Regions from separate parts of the Homo sapiens genome. Here region 2 is linked to region 1. A link is a loop called in an ENCODE intact Hi-C map of the cell type or tissue named here. Cell type or tissue: PC-9. All regions are shown on one strand. Links, peaks and the distances in the headings refer to the core of each region. The heading gives the core; the rest is flanking DNA.

Region 1 (2,924 bases), core at 200-2,699:
AGAGGGATCCAGGGTGGGGAATTGCAACATCTTCACAGCAGCCAGTAATGGCTCAGCATTCTCGCTCCACACTCCCAGGGCTGAAATGGACTCCAGTGGGTGCCAACTGTTAATACCTAGGATCAAAGCTGGCAAATGATCGCAGAGGAAAGCTGTTAATTACTAAAATGTGGTTAAATGGTTTAGATGCTTGAGATGAAAAGGGCTTGCTGTGATTTTTAAAATGTTCTCTGTAATGTAATGTCCTGAGTGGGGAATAATTTCTGTCTTCTCTCAGAATGGTTACTCAACTAACAGATTTTAGAAATAGGAAACACTGACTATTCTATTTAAATGTTGTTGTCTTATTTTATTTTGACCCATCTCCTTGCTTTATGCCAAGTCATATTTGCCCATTTCAGTTTCTTATGTCTTACAAATATTTGGCAACTTATTTTCTCTTGATTATTCACTTAGGCTTACTTACTTAAGCTCCACATTCTGCTTTGAAGTTGAGCTCTTTGTTCCCTTAGTAATTTTCACGGCTCTTCTTGATTTCAGAGCCTTTTATCTCTGTTGAAACTGGCCTTTGGAGATGGAAAGCATCGCCTGGCATTACAGTCGGTGTCCTGCCTGCAGCAGCTGTGCATGTATTTAAGAAACAGACTTAACTTTCACCGAGATCCAGGTTTTTTCTCCAATAAACACGGTATTTATTTTTATCTGTTCATTAGCCACTGGTGTTATTTGTAGATTCTTCTGGGAACCTTCCATTATAGTTACTGTTAGGGTTTATTGTGTACGCATTTTCACAACATAAACTCCCCACTCCTAAATGTATTCAAATGATTATCTTTACAGATTGCGTGAATGACAGAAACTGCCATGATCTCTTGAGCCTTTTTTTTTTTTTCTGGATAAGAGATATTTACAAGGTGTTTTTCTTTTTTCTCCCAAACTTGCAGAGATTCTATATAGTGTTGTTGGGATGTAGTGACTCGGATATTTGGTATGGCTATTCATGTAGGACTTTGGACAATTTAGCAAGTTACATATAGTGTTAATACATTGTTTTGTTTGAAAAATATTGATTTGAATTTTATGAAGAGTATTTTTATGCAACTTGCAATGTAGTCAAGTGTTGCAGCAATGTGAGACTTCAGAGAAAAAGTGCCACCTAATGGCCAAATAGAGTACCAGCCTGGCTTCGACAAAACCAGTACCATTTAGGATTTTTGTGAGCTTAATGCAACCTGCATCGAAAGTCAAATATTATAGTCATTTGTCATCATGTTTCATAGTTAATCCCTATTTCATTGGGAGTTTCACTGATCCTGTGCTACTTGAATATTTATGCTTTACCTTGGTTTTATTCTAGATCTTAGAGGGTATGGCATTGTACAAATGACTGGTAATAGAGAACGTCTGGGTACCCCATACTTCAACAGAAAAAGAGTTACAATGTTGATTTAAAAAGTTGATATCTCTGAAGAATTGTTAATGTATTTAATAAGTATGTATTTATTACCTGTTTTATGCCCCTGATATTCTAGCCTCTAGGGAAGTATAACACTGAACAAACGAATAAGATCCAAGCCCTTATGAGCTTCTATTTTAAAAGGCTGGGCACAGGTGATAAACAATCAAGTTTGCTTGAGATAAGGAGAAGTACTTGAAGGAAATAAAAAGGGTGATGTGACAGAATGTGGTTGGGTAAACATAGCTTCATTTAGGATAGTCAGGGAAAGTCCCTCAGAAAGCTTCTATTTTAAAAGGCTGGGGACAGGTGATAAACAATCAAGTTTGCTTGAGATAAGGAGAAGTACTTGAAGGAAATAAAAAGGGTGATGTGACACAACGTGGTTGGGTAAACATAGCTTCATTTAGGATAGTCAGAGAAAGTCCCTCAGAGGAGGTGACCTGAAGGGTGACAAGGAATCGTCACTCGAAGAGCTGCAAGAAGAGTGTTCCAGGGAAGGCCAGGCCTCAAGGTTAGCACTGAGGGTGATGTCCTTGAGCAACTGAAATAAAGCCCATGAGAGTGGACTGCAGTGAGCTGGGCAGAAGAGGAGAATGAGGTGACATCAGAGAGGTAGTTAGGGGCCAGAGTATATTGGGGCTTGCAGATCTTTTTAAAGATTTTATATTTTCTTTGAAGTGTAGTGAGAAGCTCTTGGAGAGTTTTTTTTCCCCCTCTCTCTGACTGTAAATGCTTTTATTACCTAATTCTTTTTTTAAATTGGGGTAAAATAGGTATAATATAAAATATGCCATTATAAACATTTTTAAGTATACAATATAGTGACATTAATAACATTCACATTGTTGTGCAGCCATCACCACTATCTGTTTCTAAACCTCTTCATTATCTGAAACAGAAACTCTAATCATTAAGCAGTGATTCCTCATTTTTCCTTTCCCCAAAGCTGGTAAACTCTAATTTACTTTCTGTCTCTGATTTTGTCTATTCTAGGTACCTCATCTAAGAGGAATCATACAGTATTTGTCCTTTTGTGTCTGGTTTATTTGTAATGTTTTCAAGCTTCATCCACATTGTAGCTTGTATCAGAACTTCATTCCTTTATATGGCTGAATAATATTCCTTTGCATGTATATCCCACATTTTATTCATCTATGCATTTGTCGATGGACATGTGGGTTGTACCCACATTTGGCGGTTGTGAATAATGCTTCAGTGAACATTGGCATGCAAGTATCTGTGCAGTGCCTGGTTTCAATTCTTTTGGGTAATACCCAGTGAATAATAGTGAAATTGCTGCGTCATATGGAAATTCTATCTTTAGCTTTTTGAAGAATCACCAAACTATTTTCCACAGCAGCTGTACCATTTACATTTCTATCAGCAATATATAAAGCTTCCAGTTTTTCCACATCATCACTGACTTGTTCATTTTTTTCTTTTTTAAAAATAATCGTAGTCATCC
Region 2 (2,924 bases), core at 253-2,752, 260 kb before region 1:
TGGAGAGCCTGGTGAGCTGAATTAAGAAGAAGGCTGGACAGCTGGGCTGAAGTTAAATTCACTAGAAACTCCACAGCGAGTTTAGACATGGGATATGGTTTGGCTGTGTCCCCACCAAAATCACACCTTGAATTGTAATCCCCGTAATCCCCAAGTGTCACAAGAGGGACCCTGTGGGAGGTAATTGAATCATGGGGGTGGTTTCCCCTAAGCTGTTTTCATGATAGTGAGTGAGATCTGATGGTTTTATAAGCACCTGGCATTTCCCCTGCTGGCACTCATCCTCTCTCCTGCAGCCCTGTGAACAGGTGCCTTCTGCCATGATTGTAAGTTTCCTGAGGTCTCCCCAGCCCCGCGGAATTTGAGTCAATTAAACCTCTTTTCTTTATAAATTACCCAGTCTCAGGTATTTCTTCCTAGCAGCATGAGAACGGACTAATACAACGTGATACAATGGAAAACGAGAAGACATTAAAATCGTTGAGTAAGGGAATAATTCACAAAACAAGGATGCTTAGGAAGGATGAACCCAGCAGGAAGGAGTAAAGCTGTGCTCCTCAAACCTTCCGTCGTGAAGGGCGAGTTTTCTTCCAATCCATCACTGACCAGTGCTGCTGTAATAGATGGTAGAAATAAATTTCTAGAACACGAAGTGGAAACAAGACCAACTACAAAAATACAAGCCAAAATTTGTATTCTTAGATCCAAACATACATAACATTGCTCTAATTGTCATAAACATTTTTGAACTCTTATCCCAATTTCTGCCTGATCATCACAGACCCACGAGGAGCCACTGGTCAGAAGACAATCCGTGGCAGAGGGCTTCTGAAGAGGAGAGGGCGAGCCTAGCAGGGAGGGCAGAGGAGGAGAGGAGCAGAAAAGGTGCCCAGGAGGCCACCGCCATCTTCAGGGAAGCAGAAGACAAAGGTGGTGAAATGCAGATGGCGGAGAGAGTCACACGTAAGGTATTTTGAAATGTAAATTGATGGTGAGGACAATGAGCTATAGCTAAATAAGGAGCAGCTGACCCCAAATAAAATGTGACGTTAATAAAATGGCGTTGTTTATAGAAATGGGAGGAACAGGAGAAAGGTGCCCCAAATGGAAGAAATAACCGCATACTTAGAGTGAATGCACCTGAAATACTGTATCTTCTGGACTTCGGGGTCTTACAACATCGGGTTGCATTTCCACCCCCGCCCCACAATTGATAGAGAACAAGACGTTACTTTGCTAAGTACTGCCTTTGTGACTAGAATTACAGACTGAAAATATCAACACTACTAAATTACAGTAAATTTTGTGGGCCAAAAATAAATACTGTCATGATAGGGAAAGTATTACAAGAAAAACTCTTGGCATATGTATTTTTACAACTCCCTAGGTAATTACGATGTGCACCTCAGCTGAAAAAGTCATTGCATCACTTTGATGAATATTAGGTAAGAGTAAAAAGGTAGAGTGGTCAAACGGATATAACTTATTTTAATGTACATATGTAAATTGATATACCAAAAAGATAACAATCTTTGTAAATTAGCAAGCTAAGAAATGCAAATAAGTCAATCCATACCTCTCTATGGATGTAAAAAATAAAACCCTCTTGCTTTAAAAAAAAAAAAAAAAAAAAAAAGTGAAGGATTCTCCTGGCCACAGGAGGTCAGTATTGCTTCAAAACAAAATTACCCTAAATCTCTGGGGGCATAATGGTCTTTTAAAAAATGGTTATATTTTCTTCTTAAAAAAAAAAGGTTAGTTTTTGATATGTCTGATTTCTAGGCTTTACTGAGTGACAGATGGTTACAGCATGTGAAAAAATATCAACTTGTTAAAAAATCAACTTGTTAAAAATATGTATTTCATGCAAAATTGAACTTGGAGCCTCCTCATTTAAAAGCAATCCTAGAAATTAAGAGAAGGGAGAAAATTATATATATGTCAGAGAGGATGCATGTGTTCAATTCAACACAGAGCTCAGTGCCAAGGAAAAATGAGAACCATGTCTTCAATTTCTCACTTTGTAACTGAAGAGGTCAGATACACACTCATGACATCTTTTGGTAAAAATACAAAAATGAAAAATAAATGCTGTGCTGTAGACAGTGATGGTAGAGAATAGTATTGACTGAATCGTTGCAATGTCCTCATTATAAGATTGAGAGAAATGAGAAGTAAAGACATGACAGAGGGAAGGAGAGTTGGATCACCATGAACATACGGGTGAAAAATTATAAGTAGCCTGTTGAGATCTTGTGGGGATGATTGGACCAGCATTTGGGGATGTTGTGTAAGACGGAATCACACACATTGCCCAAGTTCCAGCCTTATTTGAAACGTTCTGATATTCATTCATTCATTCATTGCTCTAGACAAAGTTTGGACAAAAGCAAACAAAGCCCAGCCATCATGGAGCTGTGTTAAGTGAGTAGACAAATTCCTGGATATGCAATTCTCTACCTTGTGATAAAGGCTCTGAAAGAACAGGGCAGAGTGATCAGAGAAGGCTTCTTCAAAGAAATGCCATTTAAGCTGAGACCTGAGGACGTTCAGGCCAAGAGATGGGGATCAGACTGCAGGTCTTGAAACCCCAAGGCCAGCGTGACTGATGCACAGTGAATTAGAGGGAGAGAGAATTCTGGGTCTCAAGGAGTTTCGATCTTATCCCAAATGCAATGGGAAACCACTGGATGAAACTGGAATCATGTGATCTAATTTACACACTTTTTAAGAAGTATTTTGGGCCAGGCACCGTGGCTCATGCCTATAATCCCAGCACTTTGGGAGGCCAAGGTGGGCAGAGCACATGAGGTCAGGAGTTCAAGACCAGCCTGGCCAACATGGTAAAACCCTGTCTCCACTAAAAATACAAAATTAGCTGGGTGTGGTGGCGGGCACCTGTAGTCCCAGCTACTCAGGAAGCT

What was found. A loop is a pair of places that touch in the nucleus more often than their neighbours do. Peaks named below come from ENCODE experiments on the same cell type or tissue, not always from the same donor. Only the 100,000 strongest peaks of a DNase experiment are listed, where the experiment ranks them.
Region 2: a loop joins it to region 1, with 7 times the contacts of the local background. A loop is called at or near these places in 65 of 110 quality-filtered maps.

The regions. Positions count from the first base shown.
Region 1 is chr18:70,194,265-70,197,188 of GRCh38, reverse strand. RTTN (rotatin) reads left to right here. Exons shown (of 49, transcript NM_173630.4): 7 at 541-688. Among named protein-coding and RNA genes, the nearest start is that of RTTN, 10 kb to the left of the region's middle. RefSeq lists an enhancer at 2,791-2,840. In PC-9, for the core only: CTCF peaks have their summits at 956 and 1,162 (motif pointing left); a DNase peak (open chromatin) is centred at 1,168; H3K27ac peaks cover 1,019 bases.
Region 2 is chr18:70,449,577-70,452,500 of GRCh38, reverse strand. No RefSeq gene overlaps it. Among named protein-coding and RNA genes, the nearest start is that of LINC01910, 66 kb to the right of the region's middle. In PC-9, for the core only: CTCF peaks have their summits at 1,514 and 1,714; no DNase peak of the experiment used is centred there.